Regions from separate parts of the Homo sapiens genome. Here region 1 is linked to region 2. A link is an interaction called in ENCODE POLR2A ChIA-PET data of the cell type or tissue named here. Cell type or tissue: GM12878. All regions are shown on one strand. Links, peaks and the distances in the headings refer to the core of each region. The heading gives the core; the rest is flanking DNA.

The links. ChIA-PET counts read pairs that join two places held together with the same protein. Peaks named below come from ENCODE experiments on the same cell type or tissue, not always from the same donor. Only the 100,000 strongest peaks of a DNase experiment are listed, where the experiment ranks them.
Region 1: POLR2A ChIA-PET joins it to region 2 with 13 read pairs; 3 of 35 experiments call an interaction of 5 or more read pairs at or near these places.

Annotation. Positions count from the first base shown.
Region 1 is chr4:112,269,722-112,275,523 of GRCh38, forward strand. AP1AR (adaptor related protein complex 1 associated regulatory protein) reads left to right here. Exons shown (of 10, transcript NM_018569.6): 10 at 1-3,389. It overlaps TIFA (TRAF interacting protein with forkhead associated domain), which reads right to left. Exons shown (of 2, transcript NM_052864.3): 2 at 4,816-5,802. Among named protein-coding and RNA genes, the nearest start is that of TIFA, 13 kb to the right of the region's middle. RefSeq lists an enhancer at 1,658-1,777. In GM12878, for the core only: no CTCF peak of the experiment used is centred there; no DNase peak of the experiment used is centred there; H3K4me3 peaks cover 1,578 bases; H3K27ac peaks cover 2,002 bases.
Region 2 is chr4:112,097,063-112,104,028 of GRCh38, forward strand. The region is part of intron 1 of LINC02945 (long intergenic non-protein coding RNA 2945); the gene reads right to left. Among named protein-coding and RNA genes, the nearest start is that of LINC02945, 12 kb to the right of the region's middle. In GM12878, for the core only: a CTCF peak has its summit at 2,797 (motif pointing right); a DNase peak (open chromatin) is centred at 2,839.

The DNA of each region.
Region 1 (5,802 bases), core at 803-5,802, 170 kb after region 2:
GTAGTTTTATCTCCTTTTTTATGTCATAGAAATTAATATGATACTTTAAATATGTAAATATAATACATTAGGTAATGCTATTATTTATATCTGTCTTAACATAATTTAAGTTGTAGCTGTGTCTTGGAAATATTTTTAAGGTAATCTATATTCACATTGCCTGTGTTAATGCTTTTTAAAGTTTGTATACATCAGATGTATATTTTTGGTTTGGCATAAGCTACGATTGTAATTTTTCTTGGCTTTTTGTTCATAAAGAATTTTTTGAAGGAATGGTAACAAATGGTAATTTACAAATGGTTGTGAATAAACACATTTTTACACTTAAAGGTAATAAGTTATTTGACTATTATTGGTTTTACTCCATAAACATGCAGGTATTCTGATTCCTGACTTGTAATTATTTTATTAAATCTGATGTGAAGACAAAAGTAAATTAAGAAAGCAAGATGGAACTAGAAAATGTGTTTTAACTGTTAAAAAAAAGTTAACGTTTTGTTTTGTGTTTATAAAAAGTACTAGAAATAACTTATTCAGCAAATATTGGAATAGTATTTAATATTATTGGAACTGTGTCTGGTGGGTGTTAGGGACATAGAAGTACAAAGACATATAAGGTCTCTGCTCTTTGCTTACCATTCTGGTGAGAGAGAGAGACAATAATAAGTAAACATACATGCAAGAAAATCACAGGTCACAGTTAGAAAATATACAAGATTATAGGAGAGAGAGTAACTGGGGGCCAATTGACTACTTCTCATAGGTCAGGACAATCCTCTCTGAGGAGATAGCTTGGCTAAAACTTAATTGTTTTAAGTTTTAGTTGTTAACTTGTTAATTGTTTACTTGGCTAAAACCTAATTGTTAAGCAGGAAACAGTCAAGTAAAACCTGGTATGAAGCATGTTATAAGCAAAGGGAACGGCAAGTACAAAGTACCTGAGGTGGGAAAGAGTTTGTTATGTTCTGTGAATAAAAAGACCACTGGGAATGAAGCATCATGAGTGAGGGGGAAGAGTGGTATGAGATGATACTGGAGTGGTAGTTAAGGGCCAGATGATGCAAGACCTTGTAGACCAAGAATGAGTTTTATTTGATGTGTAATAGAAAGCCACTGAAATTTTTTGTAAGCAAGGATGTACAGTCATCATATACACATTTTCAAACGATTGCTTTAGTTGCTGTGTAGAGAATGGATTGTAAGAAGGCAAGAGTGGATATATAGCACTCCCAATGGAATATAGTGTGCCTTGGGTTTACAATGGCTGTGAAAAGGCAGAGCAGATTTGTTTTAGAGGTAGAATCATCAGGATTTTCTGATGGGTTGGATATAAGACTAAAGGAAGGGGTAGAATCAGATACTACTGTAGGGGTAACACATCTGGCATGGTGCCGTGGCTACCTTGCTCACTGCACATAGTCCACGTAGGCAAAACTCAACCACAGTCTGACACAGGTCTTGGTAGAAAACATCGTGATCCTCTCTGGATCCTCCATGGCAAGATAGGCCATCGTAAAGGAGCTGTCAAAGGGCCATTTATCTTGCAAAATACCTCCCTGTCTTGCAAAAGGCTGCCGTGAGGCAATTTCTCATCCAGCTGGTTTCCAGTGACCTCACTCTCATTCAGGTGCAGATACCGACTATAAAAATGTTTAGCTATAGTTTAGAGTTGGCTCCTCAACAGAGCTATTTCTACTTGTCATCTGTCATCTTGTCCCCTTGGTTCAGTGTCATCCAGGGATGTCCCTAAGGACCAGGTATACAGGGAGCTGACTCCATCCTGATACTGCTTTTGCTGTCTGTGTAAATAATAAACTGTCTCAATCTATTTGGACTCATTGTCTCCCTACTGGCCAAATCTATAGATGTCTGACAGCCAGCCTAGTAGCTGCAAGTGCCCTTAACTATAACTTCTTGGTTCTGATTTGACTTCAGTGTAATGGGAGGAACAGGTTTGGGAAAGTGGGGAAAATGAAAGAGTTCTATTTGAAAAGTTAACTTTGAGGTGTTCATAAGATATTTGGATGAAGATGTCAAGTAGGTGATGGGATATATGTCTGCAGCCCAAGAAAGAGGTCTAGGTTCAAGTTTGGGAGTCATTAGTAGGAAAATGGTATTTTAAGTCATTAAACCAGCTGAGTTCACCCCAGGGGAGCACATAGGCAGAAAAGCCCCACTAAGTGTTGACATTTAGAAGTTGGGGGTAGTGAAACAGTCGTCAAAAGAAACAGATACAGGAGGAATGCAGGAACCAGAGAATAGTGTCACAGGAGCCAGGAAATAAGAGGGCTCAACAATAGCAAATGCTTTGAAAAGAGGTCCGCTGCTTTAGTTGCATTTGGAGACAGTTACACAAATGAAGGGATGGAAACTGGGGAGTTGGGGATGAAGAATAAAGAACAGCTAATGCAGACAATTTGAAAAGAGAGCAGAGAAATGGGGTAGCTGGAAGGGGATGTGGAGTTATAGAAGGGTTTTTATTTAAAAGATACTAGCTTTAGAGTAGATAGGCAGATATGAACAGGGCAGGACAGCGCCACAAAGACTGTGAGGGCTGGTGACAGGGAAGGGAAAATCTAACAGGAGACATCTTGAGCTCATGGGCAACAACTTCCCAATAAGAATTTAAGATGGCAGAGTTTGGCCTTCCTCTGGGGGCATGACCAGACATGCGCAGTAAGGGGCAAAATGACAGAGTTTGACAAATATATGACCTTCCCATGGGGCTTGGCCGGGAGTGCTAGCCCAGTAAGGGAAAATTGCCCTAAGAGAGCATGTGCATAACTTCAATCACCAAAAGGCCCTTCCAGATACTGGCAAACCACTGCACATACAGGGAGGGAAGAGATGGGGAAAAAAATAGGAAATAATAAATCTCTAAGAGCCCTAAGACAAAGGTCAAGCTGGGTACTCAATCTTTTGACGTCCCCCTTCGTTCCATCCAAGTGTACTTTTTTTTGCTTCAATAAACTCTTGTTTCTGCCTTAAATATAATTCTGTCTCTTGGCTGAATTCTTTCTCCCAAGAAGACAAAGATCAAGGACTATGGAGCGTGCCCATACTCACCACTGGTAACACTAGAACTTTTGAAATGATATATTTTGGAATTATGCCCGCTTTTTTTTCAATAGATAAATATATTTTTCTAGCAGAGGCCAGAGGTTTCGTTTAACTATGTAAACATGTCCTAATCATAATTTCTTGAGAATACAGACATCTAAAAAAGATTTTATGTTAAATATGTAGTGTTTTCCCATCTTCATTTATTTGGTATTTCTGGTTAATTGTCTGACAGTAAAGGAGTTCACAAAAGAAATCTGAGATTCCACATTGAAATCCTAAATGTAAAACAACAACAACAATAACAATAAAAATGGAGAGAAACAGAATCCCTGCATCTGATTCTTGAATCCTTAGGAAATATTAAAGGTGAAAATGAAATTAAATTTGGAAAATGATATTTAAAATTGTATATTATTATTTCAAATTTAAAGATTTATTTCCTCCTACCCAGATATAGTAATGTCCTCTGTAGTTCAGAAATCTTATATGAGACCATTAAAAATGAGGACCTAACTCTGCCCCATGCTACTCAGAGGAGCAGGTACTGTGTGTAAATGCTGTGGTAAGGAGACTACATACTTTATCTCTGATATTCACAGAGACCCTATGAAGGAGGCACTATTTAATCCTTGTTTTTCAAAAAAGGAATCTGAGTTATGTCAAATTACAGGAATGGTAGATAAACCCAAGCAGTATGACTCAGAGCCCACACTCAACACTGTACAATTCTTTCCGGTAGAAATTAGGTCAGTATTGTTTTCAGAGTTTTGGGGGCTTCAGGGGATTTTTTTGCTTAGCTATTAAAAAGAATGTGTCTAACCTGGGCGGGTGCGGTGGCTCATGCCTGTAATCCCAGCACTTTGGGAGGCCAAGACAGGCAGATCACCTGAGGTCAGGAGTTCAAGAGCAGCCTGACCAACACGGAGAAATCCCATCTCTACTAAAAATACAAAATTAGCCAGGCGTGGTGGAGCATGCCTGTAATCCTAGCTACTCTGGAGGCTGAGGCAGGAGAATTGCTTGAACCCGGGAGGCAGAGGTTGTAGTGAGCCGAGATCGCGCCATTGCACTCTAGCCTGGGCAACAAGAGCGAAACTCTGACTCAAAAAAAAAAAGAATGTGTCTAACCTAACTTTGAAGGATTAAAAAACTTTCAAGATGCCGAAAGTGATATTATTATAAAAAGGTACTGTGAACTAAGGGGAAATTTCATTGTCACACCTTATTGTGACTGTCTAATCTCAGAAGTTTTCTGTTTTAAAATGTCACTGTTGAATTAGCTCAGTTGATTGTTCATAGTCAGTTACAGATTGAATTTCTTGTTCTACTCTTTTCCCCCCTTCTGACTACTGCACTTGAGTAGTCTAAAAAAAAAAAAAAAAGTCACTGTCTTGATTTGGGCCTTCAAGCAGTTATTTTACTGTTGCCACTAAGCAGGGCCAAACTGGTTCATCTCTAGTCCCTTGGTAGCCTTCCATCAGCAACAAAATTATGAAACCAGCAACAGAGCTGAACCTAATGCCATCCCAGTTTCTTCACCAGTGCTCCCAGCCCTAAGTTCATTGCTTAAGAGGTAAAGGACAAATAAGTATTTTCATGTAGGTTGAATAGGTTGGATCTGAGGACAACCCATACCAACTAGAAACCTATTAAATTCCACCCACTTGTCGTAGGGCTCATCTTGGTCACCACCTGAAATGGAGACTGATAGTTTCAATCATGGTCCACTTAGTAAAATAATAACAAAGCCTGTTATCTTAATAATATAAGTAATTAATTAAACAAGTGTTAGAGAATTGGAAACATAAAAAGAGCCAGGAGGTAACATAAAACCATCCACCACATATACACACACACAAAGTTAACAGTAGTTCTCTTCTGGTAGTAAGATTATGGCTAATTTTTCTACAAGGCATATATATTTATTTACACATATAAATTTTTTTTTAATGTAAAGCTTAAGTGAACACATACCTGATCCCACCTCCATTAAAACAAATACCACCACTTATGTTAGAGTCTAACAGTAATACTTACTTTTAAGTCAGTTACTGCATTAGATAGTAGGAACAGAATTCTCTAGAAAATGGTTATATGGCCTATGAGATTTAACCACTGGAGTTGCAGGTTCAAGAAGAGACTGCCAAGGATTCTAACACTGGCACCATTAATACACCTCTCTACCTAAGGAGCCCCAGAAAAATCACTTTCCAGGGACAAAGAAGTCCTTAAAGTGTATATGGAAGGTTTCACATCTTAGCTTCAGTACCTTGTATCAAACACCAATATTTTTGTTTGCCCCACCCCCACCCCTGTGACCATTTTTTTGAGAAAATGCTGTATCTATCCACATGATCACTGACCAGAGCAGCCATTATATAATGTGACTGCGTTACCTGAGACAAGTTGATTGGTGAAGGGGTGGGCACCTGACCCAAGCTGACCCGTCCCTGGAACTGAAATCAAGAGATCAGGTCTCTTTGGGGGATCAATAACGTGTAAAACTTGGGAGCTACAGGTGGCCATGGAGCCAATATGCATTGAGGGTCAGAGCCAGAGCATTCGAATCTCACCTGAGGTCTGCTGCATTCCTTCCTCGGTTCTATGAAATATGGTAGCTTTCCTCTAACAACCCCGCTTTGGGGTTGGGTAGCTCAGGCAGAGATGCTAACTTTGTAATCAAAACAATTCTAATACTAACCAATTGCTCTTTCATTATTAAAGCGTTCATTATTATTT
Region 2 (6,966 bases), core at 846-5,845:
TTAGTTTAGCCACTGTGGAAAGCAGTTTAAAGATTTTTCAAAGAACTAAGAGTTGAACAACCATTCAACCCAGAAATCCCATTACTAGGTATATGCCCCAAAGAAAATAAATCATTCTACCAAAAAGACACTATGCACCCATATGTCATTGCAGCACTATTCACAATAGCAAAGACATAAAATCAAACAAGATGTCCATCAGCAGTTGATTAGATTAGGAAAATGTGGTACATATACACCATGGAATGCTATGCAGCCATAACAAGAATGAAATCATGTCCTTTGCAGCAATATGGATGCAGATGGAGGCCATTATCCTAAGCAAATTAATGCAGGAACAGAAACCAAATACTGCATGTTCTAACTTACAAGTGGGAGCTGAACACTGGGTACTCATGGACATAAAGATGGGAACAATAGGCATTGGGGACTACTAGAGGTGGGGAGGAAGGGAGGGAGGCAAGGGTTGAAAAATAAACTATTGGGTACTATGCTCACTTCTTCAGTGACAAATTCAATCATATCCCAAACCTTAGCATCACACAATATGACCATGTAACAAATTTGCACATATACCCTCTTTATCTAAAATAAAAGTTGAAATTATTTTTTTAAAAAACCTGGAGATTCCAGGTTAAAAAGACTGAGGAGCAATTAGATATGGGTCCTAATCTCAATAAGTGCATAAGAGGGAAATGAAGATGACAATATAACAATATAGATCATCCTCTTAAATTTAGGATTATAATAAATTCTAAGGCCAGGGAATGTTAAGGTTTTAGGAGAAGAACCATGGTTTAACACATAAATAAGATGCTGCTCTCAAGTATATTTTCTTTTACCTAGCATTGTTTTTAATTGGGAGGCCTGTTTAAAAGGAAAACCAATGGTTTAAAAACAAACAAAAGAAAAGTAAGCAGTGGTACCGCTAACGCTAACTTCAACACCAATAACTGAAGCCAACCCCTTGGCCTTGCTGCTGATAAAGATGTGAGTGCTCTGAGCTCCTGACATATGTCCTGTTGATTAATGCAGTTCATGGAAGAATTGTCACTTCAGCTGATGTCCTGAATTTCTACAGCTGATAGAACCATGGTTCTCAAATTTTAATGAGCAGAAGACTTACCTGCACTAATTTTACCAATTGCAGACTTCATCCCCAGAGAGTCTAATTCAATAGATCTGCAGTGAAAATCTTTCACTGATCACACACCCTAGATGATTGTGAAGCAGGAGATCCATAGACCATGTTTTAATGATCACTTACTCTCTAGGTTTTTTAGGACATAAACACCTGGATTCAGAGTGTGAATCTGACTCTGTGATGTGAGCTCCAATTGAGGTATAGTGGCACAGCTAAAAGAAAGATTAATTTTGCTTAATGAAAAGGGAGGCAAAAGAAGAATACAAGGAATCCCTAAAGAGAAGATGATATTTGACCTGTGATTTAAAAGATAAGAAGAAGGCCGGGCATGATGGCTCATGCCTATAATCCTAGCACTTTGGGAGGCCAAAGTGGGCAGATCACCTGAGGTCAGGAGTTCAAGACCAGTCTGGCCAACATGGTGAAACCCTGTTTCTACCAAAAATACAAAATTAGCCAGGCATGGTGGCGGGCGCCTGTAGTGCCAGCTACTCGGGAGGCTGAGGCACGAGAATTGCTTGAACCTGGGAGGCAGAAGTTGCAGTGAGCCGAGATCACAATGCCACACTCCAGCCTGGGTGACAAGAGCGAAACTCTATCTCAAAAAATTAAAATTAAAATTAAAAAAAAAAGATGAGAGGAAATTTTCCAACTAGGAAGGAGCAAAAAGAGAAAGAACAAGGAATAAGGAAAATGCCTACAGAAGAATGGCAGATCAGATGGCAAAATATGAAACCACAGCGATAGACTTGGGCCAGTTTACGCAGAGCTTTGTGTTCTGTGACACATAATTTATCTTGTGGCTGTTGGTTCCCAAATGAAACAGCTGTACCAGAAATCTTCTGAGGCATTTATTAAAATTCCCAGGGTCTCCAGTAGAGCTACTGAATCAAATCCCTTGAGGAGAGATCTGAGTATCTGGAGTTTTAAGAAGGGTTCCCAGCACTCTGATAAGCAGCCAGTATAACTACTGGTAGACCAAGGGCTAGTCTGAGCCCTCATCTAAGGGCTCTAAGCATCTAAGTGCTTCAGAGAATGCAGCATCCGAGAGTTGCTGTCAGGAATGATCCAGCAAGGGGAGGAAATCATAGTTGAGAGGTTCCATAGCCAGAAATAGGTCAGCGCCAGAAAATTTCCATAGAGAAAGGCATAGATGACAAAGATGTGAGTTAAGTGAGTGAGCTGGACTACAAAAGCAGAAGGTATGGACACAGAAGGCAGTTTCTGGAAATAAAGGCAAAGTACAACAGAGAGTTGTCCTATGTGAGATGAGACAAAGATGGACTTCTGATGTGTATGAGGTGCTGCCAGAGATGGCTTAACAGCAGCCATCCTTAATCCAGCTGATGCCTTTCAGCTGGAGTTGAAAAGGTATCCAGTTCAGTTAGCAGTTGAAAAGACAAAGCTAGGAAAACATCAGGAAAAAATATCAGAGTTGGAGTTTGAACATTATGGTTCAATAGAAACTACAGAAGTAGATGGCATTGCTGGAGAGGTAAAAACGGACTTTTAAGGGACAGAGTAGATTTTTTAAAAGGCATTGAATTGGCAAGAGGAGGAGGGAGTAATGTGAACTGTCTTTTGTAAATACATGGGATGTAGGATTGAACCGTTTCCATTATCTAAGCATGTAGAACCGTTCTTTAAACTACCAGTAGATGGTGCCATAGTTTTGGAAAATAATAAAGGTAAACAAAGCCAATAATGTTACATGTAAAAACCTTGTCTTATGTTAACTTAAAAAAAAATAGGATTTATAAATGTAGATTTAGAAAAGGAAAGACTTTGTTTCTTCTAAAGGCATTTAGAAAAATGCCTCCCGCAAGACCAGAGACAGGCACTTCACAGGAGGAGTGCTTGGAGTGGGAGCTTTATGCTGAACAGGTTGGCTAAACGTACATATTCAACAGGTATAGGAGGAGCTATGAATATTCATGAGGGTGGTCCTGACACATATTGGATGTTACATGCTTATTGAACAAACATGCATGTAACATGACCCATGTTTACTTTGGGGTGGAGACTTAACATTTAAATGTATTTACAATTAGGCCCTATAAATCAAAAGTTTCTTTCAGGGCAGGAAGGCATACAAGTGCACAATATCTGTAAACCGCCCAGAACCAGTCCATGGTCCATGATCTTCTGATCAGGAGAAAGTTATTGAAATCAGTCTCTTGTCCAATCAAAGCTATAGCTATGGCTGGTGGAACAGGGAGTGGGTGGAACAGGGAGTGGGGGTCAGAATCTGGTAGAGGTGCAAATTGTTTTAATATTGCTTATCTCGAAGCCAGTGCTTGTTTAGCTGACAGAGAAAAAGAAAAACCTAGTTTATTACTTAAGTGTAGGGGGTGCGTGAATTAATCCTTGCCTGGCATGGCCTTAGGTCCTGTTTGTATCATGGTGTAATATGGTATCTTACTGCCACGAAGAGTTTGTTCTGTCAGTCTTATGATCTCTATTTTAACATTAATGCTGATCAGTTGTTCTGTCTAAACCATAAAAGAGAAAGGGTTTAATGAGATGTGTCTGACCTCCCATTCCATCATGGCTGGGAACTCAGTTTTAAGGTTTTCCTGGAGTTCTCTTGGGCACAATGGGGGTTTGTTCAGTTGGTGGGGAAGGGGGGTAGGATTTTATTTTAAGTTTATATTAAAAATAAATAAATAAATAAAACTTATGATAAGGAATGACTAAAGCCAAATTAAGATAACATATCAATACCTGAAGGCTTATTTATTGTTCAAGACTCATATTCTCAGAACTTTATACTCCATTTTAGTTTTAATTTGTGACCAATAAATTGCATAATGTGGGGATGGTTCACATGATCATCAAAACCACAAACAACATAAAAACTTTGAAGAATATGGAATATGGCTGTCAGTTTTAAAATGTTCACTTGCTATAAAGAAGCTAGCCACTTTCATAGTGTTATGACTATCATGAGTTCCAAGCACTTTTGCCTTCAGAGCCCCTTCCTTCATTGAAAAGAATACACATACACACACACATGCACACACACAATTATATTTTGTGACTGCTTTGGTATACACCCCAGGCTGGATTAATTATTAAATATTATCATTATATCTTTCCTTCTGAATTAGAAATAAAATTCATATATTTTTGTGGGCCCCTAAAAATATTGTGAGCACTATACACTTTGTACAGTAATTAAGTCCATACAATGGATGTCTAGCTACCATAAAAATGAAACTTAAATAGAAAATTAAATAGAAAGTAAAAATAAATAGAAAGTAAAACTAGAGGGAGACAATGACTTTGAGGGCAAGTTGTCCATGGCAAAATTGAAATTCTTTGGAAGTTTTATGTGCTATCTTAAAATCATATCCAAATATTACAAAAGATGTATTTTAAATTGCTTATCAGGGAAAAAGAAGAAAAACAAAATTTCTTACCTGATTCATTGGTTAATGGATAAGGTAATATTGCAGAGTTGCCTTGTCCCTGAAAATTATTACCCAAAACTTACTGCTGAAAGCAGCAGAATTAAGTATGTCATGAGATATTGATCAAGTACAGTTCCAACAGGAAGAAGAACCGATTTATGGAAAAGAATATTTTTATTTTGAGAGTTCTAAGATTCTTTTTTGTAAAGAGGGGAAGGATGGAAGCAGAAGAGAGCTGCTATTATTTTTCTTAGTTTCTAATTTGGAAAAAGGAAGTGTATGACTGCAACATTTGAGAGTCTAAAATTTTAAGAAAGGGCCTACATAGTACAATAATAGCAATTTTAAATATAATCCAAAATCAAGAGTCAGAGAATTGGAGAGTAGGAGGGGCTGGTAATAGGGATTCCTGGAGAAGCAAAGAGAGAAATTCTAGGGCATTCTGAGAGATATAAAGTGAGATGAAGCAGCTTTGGGTGTCTGCAGGCCAGGAATCATGGTCAAGGATCAAAACTCAGGAATAGGGGCCACCCTCCTACTGGGTGATGACTTTGAACACCATCCTTGCTGTGGAAATTGTTTAAATTTAACCTATATCCTGTGATTTTTGCTCAACTTCAAGTATTGACGGAGAATGTTTTAGCTTTTAATTTGTCCTTAATCTTTTACATATTAAAATAGTACTTCATCTAAAGCTTTATGTTGTCAAACAAAAGAGTTCTTTATTCAAATTGTAATGGCAAAATTTGCCTTTTTAAAAACTCTGATTTTCTTTCAATGTTCATACTTTATAAAGATAAGGTGGGGGGATGTTCATTTACCTAGTTGATTTACACCATAATGTCTATTTTTGCCAAAGAGTTTGTTTCCCCTCTTTACCCCATGAGAGATGGAGAAGGAGTCGGGTAGGTTGGGGATAGGATGTTCAATGAGCACTTTGCACAGGGAAGACAAGCAATATAGAATTTTTATGGACCTCCAAACAATCCTGACCTTTGGCAGTTCCACTCTGACATGAATAAGTGTAAGGCAAGTCATATAGCATTTAACATTTGCCTTCCATTCTATCTATCAAGTTTGCACTACATCCACCATGAAGAGTGAATTCCCTGATGGGCAGCCATTAAGAGAGGCAGTAGAGAGTTTAGAATCAAATTGCCTGGGTTCAGATCTGGTCACTGCTACTTAATGGCTATATAATCTTAGGCAAGTGAGTTAGCTTCTCTAAGCCTCAGTGTCATTATCCATAAAATGGAGATAATGACAACATCTACATTATAAATAATAATGAGGATTAAATGAGATAATCCATAAATAAGCTCATAGCACTTGGCACAGAATAAAAGTTCTAAATTAGGTATTGGCCGTATTATTTGCTATTCCAAGAAACAGCACTCAGAACACGTCTGTTAAGGATGGCTGAGGCTCTGTGTGTCACTCAGAAAAGAGCTGGGGGCAGAGGAGCAACCCCAAGGCCTCTGCCAAAAGCAACTTGAAAGTTAAACTCGTGTTTTTGTCCAATGGCATTGAACAAGAAATAAAAGGTCAACCGCCATTTCCTCTGGAATCTGGCTTGTGATGTGACATCCGGGAATTGGCCCAATTCGTGGGTAGAGACAAACAAATCTTCCTCCCTACAAGCTTACATACCTACCTTTATTCTAACCTTCATCTCTACATAATCCCCATTCCTCAAAAGTTTATAAAATAATTGCCTTGTGCAAATTAGCATTGTTCAAGTGCAATCCTAAATAACACTGACGCATATTTCTATTTCTGCTATTGGTTTTTGTGACAATGATAAAGACATGCTATTTCCTGAAACAATAAGTGACCCTTTGATTTTAAAATTTGGCCTTTTTTTTTTTCCTTTTACAGACCACTTCTTATTTCATAGTGCATTACTATATTATTATTTACAAAACATTCTTTTGTAAATAATACAAAATTATTCTGGAGTGCAGCAGCGCGATCTCGGCTCACTGCAAGCTCCGCCTCCCGGGTTCATGCCATTCTCCTGCCTCAGCCTCCCAAGTAGCTGGGACTACAGGCGCCCGCCACCACGCTCGGCTAATTTTTTTTTTTTTTTTTTTTTTTGGTATTTTTAGTAGAGACAGGGTTTCACGTGTGAGCCAGGATGGTGTCGATCTCCTGACCTCATGATCCGCCCGCCTCGGCCTCCGAAAGTGCTGGGATTACAGGTGTGAGCCACCGTGCCCGGCCTACAAAACATTCTTAATCAATATTTGTTTGATTCAAAATCCTGTGAAGAATAAATTTAAGGCTCCCATAATTTCAGTCCTACATGTATTCCACTGTACATAATTTGTTTCAAACAAAATGGAAAAATCCCCATCCCCACAAGCTCGTCACTCTTTCTAAGTGAGAATGGGTCATTTCTTCTGTATC